Linked DNA regions of Homo sapiens: all the other regions are linked to region 4. Evidence: chromatin contacts called from ENCODE Hi-C or POLR2A ChIA-PET data. All regions are on one chromosome and are shown on one strand. Each heading gives the region's core, a stretch centred on a gene start or an enhancer-like site at or near the end of the contact. The rest is flanking DNA. Distances are from core to core; before and after follow the strand shown.

Region 1 (2,940 bases), core at 280-2,779, 360 kb after region 4:
TAAAAGAATGGCTACTCCATAGTCAGAGCAGTGGTATGGGCTGCTGGATTGGTATAATTGTAGTTATTTATTGATTATATGCTAGACGAGGGATGAATTATTGATGAGCTTTCCCAGGAAAGGGGTAAAATCTTTACCCTTTTACCCCGGAATTGAGGGTCTCTCCAGTTTTTAGACTATATAGGATAACTTCCTGATATTGCCATGGCATTTGTAAACTGTCATGGCACTGGTGGGAGTGCCTTTTGGTAAGCAAATGAATTATAATTAGAGTATAATGAGCAGTGAGGATGACCAGAGGTCACTTTCATCACCATCTTGGTTTTGGTGGGTTTCGGCCAGCTTCTTTACTGCAAACTGTTTCATCAGCAAGGTCTTTATGACCTGTATCTTGTGCCAACCTCCTATCTCATCCTGTAACTAAGAATACCTAACCTCCTGGGAACGCAGCACAGTAGGTCTCAGCCTTATTTTACCTAGCATCTATTCAAGATGGAATTGCTCTGGTTCCAACATCTCTGACAAGACATAAAGGCGACCGTTTACAGACACTACTAAGCCCGCCTCACAATTCTGAGAAGTCAACTATCTGTTAAAAATTATTATGTATGTATATATCTCTTAGTGCTTCCGCTTCTTTCACTGAAACTCAATGATACAAACATCAACAAATCTTTTTTGTTTTTTTGTTTCCATTGAAGAACTTTCTAAACATAACTCTGAAGCACAATTATACAAAAACAACAAACAAAAACACTTTTGGGGTGAGGCTGGAGAAGGACAAAGAGGTTGGGGTATATAGAGAATAATCTTCTGTACCTTTATTGTAGAGGGACCCTGAAGAAACTTGAGACAGAAAATTATAAAAACAAGATTCCTCTTCCGTGTCACACTCTCCTTTTCAAAGCCATGACCCCTGGGGAGACTAAGACACTCTTTCACTGGGACACAGGAGAGCACCAGGGAGCTAAGATGGTGTCTCTGGACCTCCATAGAAACCCATAATGAGTAAGACTCTCAGCTTCATCACTTTTAACTTTGAGACCTTGGGAAGGCTACTTAACCACTCAGTTTCCTTCTAACTTAGGACACTATTCTGAGATGATAACATTTGTGCTAGCTGTTATCATTATTATTCCCCCATCTTGCCTCAGGAGTTCAGTTTCCTCCACATTGGGAAGTTTGTGATGAGCTGAGAAAATGTTGCAGGCAGCCCTACTCGGCTGACTCAACACTGGCTATTTTGGTCCCCAGTGTCAGGGTTGCTGGCCTTCCATATATCAGTGTTCCTCTTACAGATTTCTGAGGTCCCCAGATCTTGTACTGGTTTTCTGGGTCTTCTGAAGTTGGCTCCAAACCAAACTGTTTGCTATGAGCCATCATAATGCTTTCTCCAAGAGGAAACAGTGTTTCCCTAAGTTGTAACATTTCCCATTGTCCCTCTGAGGAGATTGGGCCTTTGGGTCCCTCAAGAACCCTGCTTTTATAGGTTTATTGCTCCATCTGCTGGAAAGATGTATAATACAAGCAAGATCTGGGGGCTGAGATCTCACTGGATGCCTGGCACTGGGCTAAGATCTGCACCCACATTACCTGGTTTCACTTCCACAAACACTCTATCAGTTCTGTCTTACAGCAGATAAAACTAATGCTTACAGGAAGTGACTTCTCTCTATCATTCAGCTGGCCTGCCAGCATTGGACCCAGCTAGTCTGGCTCTGGAAAGTGCATTTTATCACTATTCTATAACCATAGCTGATTTGGGCTCCGTTAGGGTTGGAGTAGAAATCTTTCCTACCCACTAATAAACGTATGTATTCTATGTGTGGTCTTCTCAAAGGAACTCACACATTCAGAGAAAAATATCTACTTCATAGAATTTCGAGGAGTCGAGAAAATATTTTAATGCAAGCAATCTAGCTTAGTGTCTGACATGTAGTAAGTTCTAAATAAATGCTATTTACTTTACCTTCCTCTAGATCCTTATAGTGCCCTCTCACTTCCATCTAACTGTGGGAACATTTCCTATAGCCCTAGAGCATATTTCTGAAGAACTAAAGATGTTTTAACCCTCTTTTATCATGGGACCCTAATCATCATACTTTGAGTTCCCATTTCCAGTTCAGAAGGCTCTGCCTCAGTTTCCTCCCCATCACAAGACCAAAAGGCCCTTAATGCAAGTAAGATCCTTGAGGACTTGCTTTGATATTTCAGTGTTAACAAGGCAGGGACAAGATCTGTCTGCTCTTCATTCCTAACTTCCTAGGTACTAGATTTAGCAGTGTTAGCACTAGCTCATATTTGCAAATCTCCTTGCAAGTCCAGATTTGCTCCTGTACAAAGGAGGTGATTCAGAATGCCTTTCCTTTAGATTAGTATGTAATGCAATGTCATGTCGATTAGTCAATAGAAAATATGAATCAGCATGTTTGCTATCAGATCAAAACGACTTGCAACATATATTCATCATTGAGGGGTTTGGCCTTTATTACCAGTGCTGGGAAAATGCCTGGATATTTAAATATTTAAATGCCTGGATATTTAAATATCTATGTCTTTCCCAGTTTAAACTTCCTGTGCAAATTAAAGAGGCTCGACCCAGTGACCTCTAAGGTTTATTTATCTTAAATTCAGGTGCTTTCATATTTCATATCTTGTTCATATTTACCAAAGAATAACCTTGGCACTTTGCTGGGTATCTCATTAAGATTCAAAAATAGGTACCAGTGTTCTTACTAATTCTAGCTTGAAAACTATAATTAATAATATACAAATTTAATTTATGGTATTTTAGTGACATTTTATCATACTTTTATTGCAAGGAAATTTGCTTTTTTTAACTCCTGGTTTATCAATGTTTACTTTTTTTTTTTTGAGATGGAGTCTTGCTCTGTCACCCAGGCTGGAGTGCAGTGGCGCTATCTCAGGTCACCACAACCT
Region 2 (2,726 bases), core at 142-2,641, 280 kb after region 4:
GCCCGCCTGCACCCAGGTGATTAAAAAGCTTTATTGCGCACACAAAGCCTGTTTGATGGTCTCTTCACCCCTACGCGCGTAACACCAATCTGCTGAATAATTTCTGCTTGTTGTAAAGGTAGAAAATAATTTTTTTCTCTACTTTTTCTGAGTTCTTAACTAGTCCCTCCAGTAACAAAAGATAGATTAAGAGGAGAAAAACAAATAGAAGTTTATTAACATTTAATCCTTAGATACACATTCATTCTAGATATTCACAGAAATTAGTCAATCTCAAAGATGTGGGCTTAGTTCAGGCTTAAATACCATCCTCTACTGAAAAAAAGAAAAAAGAGAGTTGGAGGACCAGTAATGTGGCGGTAACCAGGAAAAGCATGGAAAACAAGGGTAAGGTTTGTTATGCAGATTTAAGTCAGTGCCTTGTCTATTGATAACAATCTCTAATGATTTAAAGTCATTCGCTCCTGGTACAGAGAGGAAGACACCCTTACCAGTGGAGATTTTCTTTATAAATGTAAATTTCCCTTTACAAAAGGGTAACCTGTACTCTATTTTTAGGGCTTCTCATGTGTCTGTGGTACCTTCAAATAACCAGCTCAAAATAATCCTTATGCTAAGGAGTCATATTTCAGGGTGGCATATTCTGGTCTCCTACATAATTGATTGAACTAAATATCAGTAGAATAGGAAAAAGAAGAAGTAGGGCCACAACAAAACAAAGCTGTAAATGCTGTTAAATGTAGCTAATACCAATGTAATCATTAAAAATTTAACATGAATTTAAGCCCAAAAGAAAAAATAAGCACACAATAATTCATTAAAAAAATTTGTGGTTCATGTTCAGTACCTGGTAAGCTAATGTACAAGAGGCATGAAAAGTTGAATAAGATACCTGCTCTTGAGATCCTCAAAGTCTGATAGCAAATGTAGAAAGAATTATGACGTAGTATGGTGAGTTCTATAATAAATTACACCTGCCTTTGCAAAAATTATAACAGTGAGAAAATTATGACAGTGAAAGAGATCTGACCTAACCAACTTCATCTTGCTTTTAGCCTCTAAGCTGCCCTTGTTCATTCCTGGGAGAAGGCCAAGCTAACTTTTGGAGGAATTTCATTTATACTTTAACTTTGAAACAAAGATGACAACAGTTTCTCCTGACACAAAATCCCTCCTGGCCTGGGAACCAGACTGCCTTTGAAAAACTAACAAATTAGCCACAAGATTAGAAATTACAGCTCAGGAGTCATGCAGCCAGAGGCCACAAGATCACCAACCCCCTCAGTTGCTCCTATAGACAACATTACTATTGTAAAACCTAAGCTTGGTGTTTGTGGTATTTCTTAGGAAGTACATTCCGATGGATCAGCTGGCGCCACCTAGACTGGTGAACTGGCTCATCTGGTCTTGTTGTCCCCACCCAAGAACCTACTCAGTGCAAGAGAACAGCTTCAACCCTCGCAAATTAGCTTTAAAAAACCCTAGCCTCCAAATTTTTGGGAGGCTGCTTTGAGTAATAATAAAACTCTTGTCTCTTGTTTAGCTGGCTCTATGTGTATTAAACTCTGTCTTGTATTTCCCTTGTCTTGATAAATCAGCTTTATCTGGGCAGCAGGCAAGAAGAACCAGTTGGGTGGTTACAAAATGAATAGTTCACAGGCAGTGATGGGGCTCACATCATCCCAAAATATGATTGTAGGAGACCAGTATATACAACCCTAAAATATGCCTCTGTGGCATATTATTTTGAGAAACTGCAGACATAAAAGCAGCTCTGAAAAGTTGATCCTTTGTAAGAGAAATTGACATCTATAATGAAAATCTCTATTTGTAAGGGTGTCTCCCTCTCTGCACCCTGAAGAGAGAGATGAGTAATTGGAGAAGATATTGACTTAAATCTGCATAACAAACCTTATCTTTGTTTAAGGTGCTTTTCCTGGTCATATCATAACCAGGCCTTTCCCCACATCCTTCTTTCTTTGTTTCAGAGAACAATGGTATGTAAGCCTGAAGTTTAAATGCTTTTCTTTGAGATCTACTCTAGAGAATTACTCATTTCCTAGCTGTCTCATATAAAAATATACATGTTAATAAACGTGTTTATTTTCCTGCTATTAATGTATCTTTTGTTAGAGAGAGTCCCACATGAGAAATATGAATTGTAGGGAAAATTATTTTTTCTCCCCTACAACAACTAGAAAGTAAGGAGGGTTATTAGTAGCAGAGTCAAAAAGAAGAAAGCATACACTGGAAAAAATTGTAACTCATATAAAAACAAAACAGATCTAATTTTCTTAATATGTAAAAGGTTTCCATAAATGAGTAAGACTAATTACCTACTAGAAAAATGTGAAAATTATATAAGCAGATAATTCATTAAAAAGAGATACACATAACCCTTAAAATATGAAAAGGTGCTGAACTTGAATCATAATGAAAGAAATAAAACATAAAATTACACTGCAATAACATCTCTCACCTATAAAGATTGATAAAGATATGTAAGTTTGATACACAGTCTTATCAAGAATGTGGGAGAAATGTGAACTTCACATATTGCTTGAGAAAGTATAAATTGGTACAACACATATGGAGAATAAATGAAAATATTTACCATAATTTTATACTCTCTGATGGAACAATTCCAATTTATTCTGTGAGTATACTAGTATGTTTTTGCAAAATGATATATGTGTTACAGAAAGGGGTCCCAATCCAGACCCCAA
Region 3 (2,871 bases), core at 229-2,728, 470 kb before region 4:
TGGAGGGTGGTTGGGAGGCAGGCACAGGGCTGTGCTGGGTAGACTTGGGGAAGCAGATCAGTGCCACTCCACAGGGGACACCACCGGGTGACAACAACCCTTGGTGATGGGTGGTCCTCACCTTGGGGCAAAGCGGCAACACCTCAGCCCCTCTCAGCTTGCTGCAGCTCCCTGGGGCCTGCTGGACTTTCTCTTCTGTGGGGGATCATAGCTGCTCCTTGTCACCCACTCCTGCCCCTGTAATATGCCTCCTCCATTTCTTCTCTATAGACATGGGGGTTCTACCTAAACCTCTGCTCTGTCAGTGTATGGCAGAATCTTCCTGCCCTAGATTTAGGGCAAAAACAAATTTTTTTTTCTTAAAAATTGAGTATTTGCAACATTTTTCTTGTTCTGTGGTCTGTGGTTCATGCCAGGGTAACTATAAAGGGGTCTGGTGAGACTAGATGGGGGAGAAACATAACGATTAATAATGTGAAAGATTCCAATATGTATAATTTAAGAGTGAAAGCCCATCATCATGTCATCCTTTAGAGAAAACCACTGCTTACATCTGCTGTGTATTCTTTCACATTATTCTAGGACTATAATGACGTGCACGAATAAGATATAATTATGACAGTATTATTTACAGAAATGGGATCTTCCTGAAAGTACTCTTCTGCATATTGCCTTTTCCACTCGACACATTCGGACATCCTTCCACACTGTCCGCTGTAAATCAACCTCAGAATCTTAGTGGGGAGGAGGAGGAGGATAGTATTTTGGGGAAGTTGCTCAGGCAATTCTGATAGTGAATCCTCCCTCACTCCCCAGGTGCTGCGGCGTGACCCCTCTGTGATTACAACCCCTGCTCTCGCTGCTCCATGCCCACAGGTGCTGTGCGTCAGTGCCACATCAGCATGCTCTTGATCACTTTCTTGACTTTAAAAGCGTCCTCTTCCCTCCCTCCCTCCCTTCCTTCCTTCCTTCCTTCCTTCCTTCCCTCTTTCCTTCCTTCCTCCTTCTCTTTATCATTTCAAAAAACCACTGAGTATAAAGGATACCATTAATGTGGAAAAAAAGAAACCACAGAAAGGCTTTTCTCTACCTTTTCTTTCCTGTAGATAGAACTGTAACTGAACTTTGAGCGCTCTGAGGAAGGAGACATACTCAGATGCCCACCAAGTAACCCAAGGTCGTGCAGTCTATAGAATGTGGCTTTTTGCCCCTTGGGAAAAAGCCCAGGAGGATCAGGGCTGTCTGGAAGGAGGCTCTGCATGGAGCCTCATGGCTGAGCAAGGAGTCCTTTAAAAGTAACATTCCTTCCTGTCACTGATATTAGGTTTTCTCACAAGGTGTATTTGTGCTTCTGCCTAACAGCATAGAAGGAAACAATGCAAACAGAACCAGAGCAGCCACTGAACTCCTGTGATGTTGTCACTAATCCGGTTGGTGTGGAGAGGAGCCAAGCTGCCAACCGCGTCCCCCACCCCCACATCGCCCTCACCGAGTGCTTGGGTTCCTGCCTCTATCAATCACAAGGCTTATATTCCGAGGCTGGAGGTGGTGCCTCTACTCAGCACTACCTCTGTTTTCACACAACCTCTATTCTAATCTTCATGGTCAGGGTCAACAACAGCATTTCAGCTTTTCCCCGAGACAAGGGAGATAGTTCAGCAAATATCTCTCTAACTTCAATATTCTGTCTCTGTCAGATCAATAAGGAACATTTTTTGACAAGTCTGATGTTCAGTCTTTAAGAGGAAGATAACCTTCCTGAGTGGAGAGAGGAAAGATTTCTGTGCCATGACATGATGACTCTTGACTTTCATCCTCAGCTTTGTGGAAAGTAGTGTTTTAGGGTAATGGGTGGTTGGTTGACTCCTTTTGCCTCTGTGACAGCTTCTTTCTACAAGGACTTTTTTCTTAAGCTCAAATACCAAGGCTAGTAACAAGCATTACAAACCATGACACCAGCAATCCTCAAGAGGAATAAGGAAAAACAAACAAAAAAACATAGCCAGCAAGTAAACGGCATTCTTTGATTTTCTTAGGAATAAGGGACACCGTTCTACTACGGTGTCTCAGGAGGAGTTACCCTGACACAATGGGTGAGATTTCCATTCAGTAGAAAGTTAATCTCACTGTTTTACAATCCTTTCTCTAGTGTTTTATTTTGGTGACTCTTCCTTTCCATTTTACCAATGAGAAATTTGAGGTACTGATAGGCTTGGTAAATATTACAGAGCAAGTGGAATTTGAAACCTTTGTTTTTTGCTTATTAAGAGAGGGTCTCTTTTTTTGGGTGGGGGAGAGGATCTCACTCTGTCACCCAGGCTGGAGTGCAGTGGTGCAATCTTGGCTCACCACAGCCTCTGCCTCCCGAGTTTGAGCAATTCTGCCTTGGCCTCCTGAGTAGCTGGGATTACAGGTGTGCACCACCATGCTCAGATAATTTTTGTATTTTTAGTGGAGATGGAGGTTTCACCACATTGCCCAGGCTGGTCTGGAACTTCTGAGCTCAAGTGATCCACCCGCCTTGGCCTCCCAAAGTGCTGGGATTACAGGCGTGAGCCACCTCGTCTAGCCCGGGTCTTTTAATCTCAATTTTCATATTCCTCCTGGGTTTGAGACCAGATGATATTGTAGATGCACATGAGAACTTCAGTTCAGAGGCAGGAACCTCACTGTGGTCTAAGAGTGCCACCTCACACTCAGTTTGGTCTGGTCCTACTTTAACCCGGGAGCTCCCTGTGCAAAGAACTCTGGTTTGAGGCCACTCTGGGTGAACCATTCTACTTCCTGCTGTCAAGGTGCTTGGGGTGCAAGACAACAAACCACTGGTCAGACAGAATCTGAACTGTGCACTTCCAGTGAAGTGGGATGGAT
Region 4 (2,784 bases), core at 58-2,557:
GTATTTAGCAATTTTCAACATTCACTGAGAAAGTCCACGCAGGGGGCATGGCCTTGCCAATTATGAAAAATGTTATCCTGAATAATCAGCAGAGTGTGTTGACAAAAATGTCAGCATGAGCAGAGGCAGTGTACTTCATCTACTGGCCTGTAAGATACACCTTTTTGAACCCAAGGTTTTGCTAATTTAACCTGTTTTCATCTTACAGGCACATTGTATATTCTTACTATAAATTTGGTAAAGGTAGTCCTTGTCTTAAAAGAAACTGTTTCTATTCTACTTCATGGTGTATATCATGGGAAAATGTTACTGCATCAATCACTTTGTTGGGAGATTGGTTGCTGTCTTTCTTCTGTGCTTCAGACATTAGGTGCCTCCCCCCAAAGAATAAAGAAATGCCCACAATTTACTTGAATCCCCTACTAGAAGAGCATTGGGATCACCTAGATTATAGATCTCTGTTTCTACCAGGATAAAATTGAATTTCCTGGGTCCTTTCTGTTCTCAGACTGGATTCAAGGTATGGGGAACCCTAGCCCTCCAGTACACACACACCTGAGCTTGCACAGATGGGCATGTTGGCCATTAGCTGCTCCACTAACCTGCAATTACTTGGGCTACTTTGAATATACACCCAGGAGAAATTACAGAAGTGAAGGTGTGATGGCATATTGGACACTTCTTATTGGAGAGTGCCATTATTTTAGTTTCCAAATGTCAATTTTTGGTTTAATAAATTTCAGAATCAAAAAGATTTTTGAGATACATGATTTTAATTGCTCTTTTAGTCATTCTTCTGAAAGTACTTGCTCAATGGTCACAAGCTGCCACCTAACACACGTCCAAAACCACTTCCTAAACGGGAAGACCCCTTTTCTCACTTTGAAGCAGTTGGCCCTGACTGCTGACCTGTTCTATCTGTCCCATGCCTCCCATGGGCATCTCTGCTTTTTCTCTCTTTCCTTTGCTAGCTTCTTTTTTTTCCTTTATTTCTTTAAATGCAGGAGCTTCCTAAATTGTGTCTTTACTCTTTTCTTTCTTGGTGTTCACTGGTAATCTCATCCTCTCACATGGCTCCAATTATGGTTTGTGTGAAATAGCTCTCAAGTTTATATCCTCCCTCCTGAATTACTGGAGCACACTCCCACGGTGCTTGTGTGTTTTGTATGTATCATACTTCACTCAACATTTTGAAGTTCCTTAAAATTGTCTTCTCACTCTCGTTTCCTCCTTCTTGTTAACTGCAGCATCACTATTATGGTCAGATGGAATCCAAATTTCAAACTTTGTCTTGACTCTCCTTTTGCCTCAAGATCTAAAGATTCATCAGATTATGTCATTTCCTTCTTACTGATGTGTCTTAGATCCTCTTAGATCCCCTCCTTTCTCATTGTCAACCCTCAGTTCATGTTTTTATTGTCTTCTTCTCAGGAAGTTAATACAACGTTTTAACAGGAATCTAAGTCTCTTTTTGGACTTCAATTCATCTCATAAAATACTTTCAGACTTATTTTTGTGAAAATGATTTTTTTCACTATCACTTCACTGTTTTAACAGTCATCTGTTTCACTCACTAAATATTTATTGAGTAGAACTACATATGACTAAGGAATCCCTTTGTTGGATATGTACCTAAAGAAAATGAAATCAATAGCTCATAGAGATATCTGTGCTGCCATGTTTACAGCAGTATTATTCACAATAGCCAAGGTATGGAAACAACCTGTGTCTGTTGCTGAATAATGGATAAAAATTGGATAAAAATGCTGTGATATACACACAGAGAAGAGTATTTTTCAGCCTTAGAAAAGGACATACTGACAACAATGATGAACCTGGAGAACATTATGCTGAGTGAAGTAAGCCAGACACAGAAAGACAAATATAGCATGATCTCACTTATATGTGGAATCTTAAAAAGAAAAAAATCAAATACATAGAAACAGTAGAATAGTGTTTACCAGGAGTAGGGAAGGAAAGAAAATAGGGAGATGTAGTTCAAAGGATAAAAACTTGTTGTTATGTAGGTTGAATAAGTTTAGAGTGCTAATGTGCTGCAGGAGGACTATAGTTAATAATATTGCATTAAAAATTTGTTAATAGAATATATTTTGCATGCTCTTGACACACACACACACACACACACACACAGACATGAATTAACTATGGAAGGTGATGTAAAATTTGCTTACTTGTAATCATTTCACTATGTATATGAAAACATCATGTTATTTACCTGAAATATATACAATAAAAATATGTATTGAGTTTGTACTATGTGCTTGGGACTTGTATAAATTCTGGTGTGCAAATGTCAAACATGATCTTATCTTCAAGGAATTCCTAAACAGGTAACCAATAACTGTAATACACAGTGATTTGTATAATGATAGAAGTATTTTCCTACCTCTAAGTAGCTGCTTAGCATTCCTTTCCTCTTTATACGATACAATTTCTTGCCATTTTAAAGACCTAGATAAAATACTATCTACATTATGGTGTTTTTCCTTGTCTCTCTGATCATATTTCCTTCATTTGAAGTACTATATAATTTATTCTCTGAGTCATTTATTTGGAAATTAATCACCTGCTAGTTTGTCATTTCTTCTGATGTCAATTTTAACTGTAATTTAATGTTTAATATTTTGTCTTGTATTCTCATTTAGGTTGTCCATGTTCCAAGATTAGTGATTAGGTCTTAAGCTTCTTTATAGTCTCCCCTAACATTTATACTACATTGCTATTAGGTATTCAAATGAAAACACGTTTCAGATGATAAGAAAT

Evidence for each region. Hi-C counts contacts between places; a loop is a spot of excess contacts on that map. ChIA-PET counts read pairs that join two places held with the same protein, here RNA polymerase II (POLR2A). Pooled maps may share reads with other maps.
Region 1: a pooled map shows a loop between it and region 4 (2.2-fold over the local background). The contact joins two enhancer-like sites. A Hi-C loop is called at or near these places in 1 of 168 maps with a recorded cell type or tissue (GM12878), 4 of 37 single-sample maps with no recorded cell type and 5 of 50 pooled maps.
Region 2: a pooled map shows a loop between it and region 4 (2.2-fold over the local background). The contact joins two enhancer-like sites. A Hi-C loop is called at or near these places in 5 of 37 single-sample maps with no recorded cell type and 5 of 50 pooled maps. POLR2A ChIA-PET finds 5 or more read pairs at or near these places in 2 of 52 experiments (activated T-cell and endothelial cell of umbilical vein).
Region 3: a pooled map shows a loop between it and region 4 (2.1-fold over the local background). The contact joins two enhancer-like sites. A Hi-C loop is called at or near these places in 1 of 168 maps with a recorded cell type or tissue (Right ventricle myocardium inferior) and 4 of 50 pooled maps.

What each region holds. Positions count from the first base shown.
Region 1 is chr4:138,034,505-138,037,444 of GRCh38, reverse strand. All of the region lies in intron 8 of LINC00616 (long intergenic non-protein coding RNA 616), which reads left to right. The region is part of intron 3 of LOC105377447 (a long non-coding RNA gene); the gene reads right to left. Among named protein-coding and RNA genes, the nearest start is that of SLC7A11-AS1, 53 kb to the left of the region's middle. Within about 2 kb of position 1,529, at least 2 of the 41 ENCODE cell types and tissues checked have a DNase peak (open chromatin) inside an H3K27ac peak, as active enhancers do.
Region 2 is chr4:138,110,281-138,113,006 of GRCh38, reverse strand. The region is part of intron 3 of LINC00616 (long intergenic non-protein coding RNA 616); the gene reads left to right. All of the region lies in intron 3 of SLC7A11-AS1 (SLC7A11 antisense RNA 1), which reads right to left. Among named protein-coding and RNA genes, the nearest start is that of LINC00616, 19 kb to the left of the region's middle. Within about 2 kb of position 1,391, at least 2 of the 41 ENCODE cell types and tissues checked have a DNase peak (open chromatin) inside an H3K27ac peak, as active enhancers do.
Region 3 is chr4:138,863,738-138,866,608 of GRCh38, reverse strand. All of the region lies in intron 2 of LOC105377448 (a long non-coding RNA gene), which reads left to right. Among named protein-coding and RNA genes, the nearest start is that of NOCT, 150 kb to the left of the region's middle. RefSeq lists an enhancer at 21-522. Within about 2 kb of position 1,478, at least 3 of the 41 ENCODE cell types and tissues checked have a DNase peak (open chromatin) inside an H3K27ac peak, as active enhancers do.
Region 4 is chr4:138,391,319-138,394,102 of GRCh38, reverse strand. All of the region lies in intron 2 of LINC00499 (long intergenic non-protein coding RNA 499), which reads right to left. Among named protein-coding and RNA genes, the nearest start is that of LINC00498, 80 kb to the right of the region's middle. RefSeq lists an enhancer at 1,354-1,433. Within about 2 kb of position 1,307, at least 2 of the 41 ENCODE cell types and tissues checked have a DNase peak (open chromatin) inside an H3K27ac peak, as active enhancers do.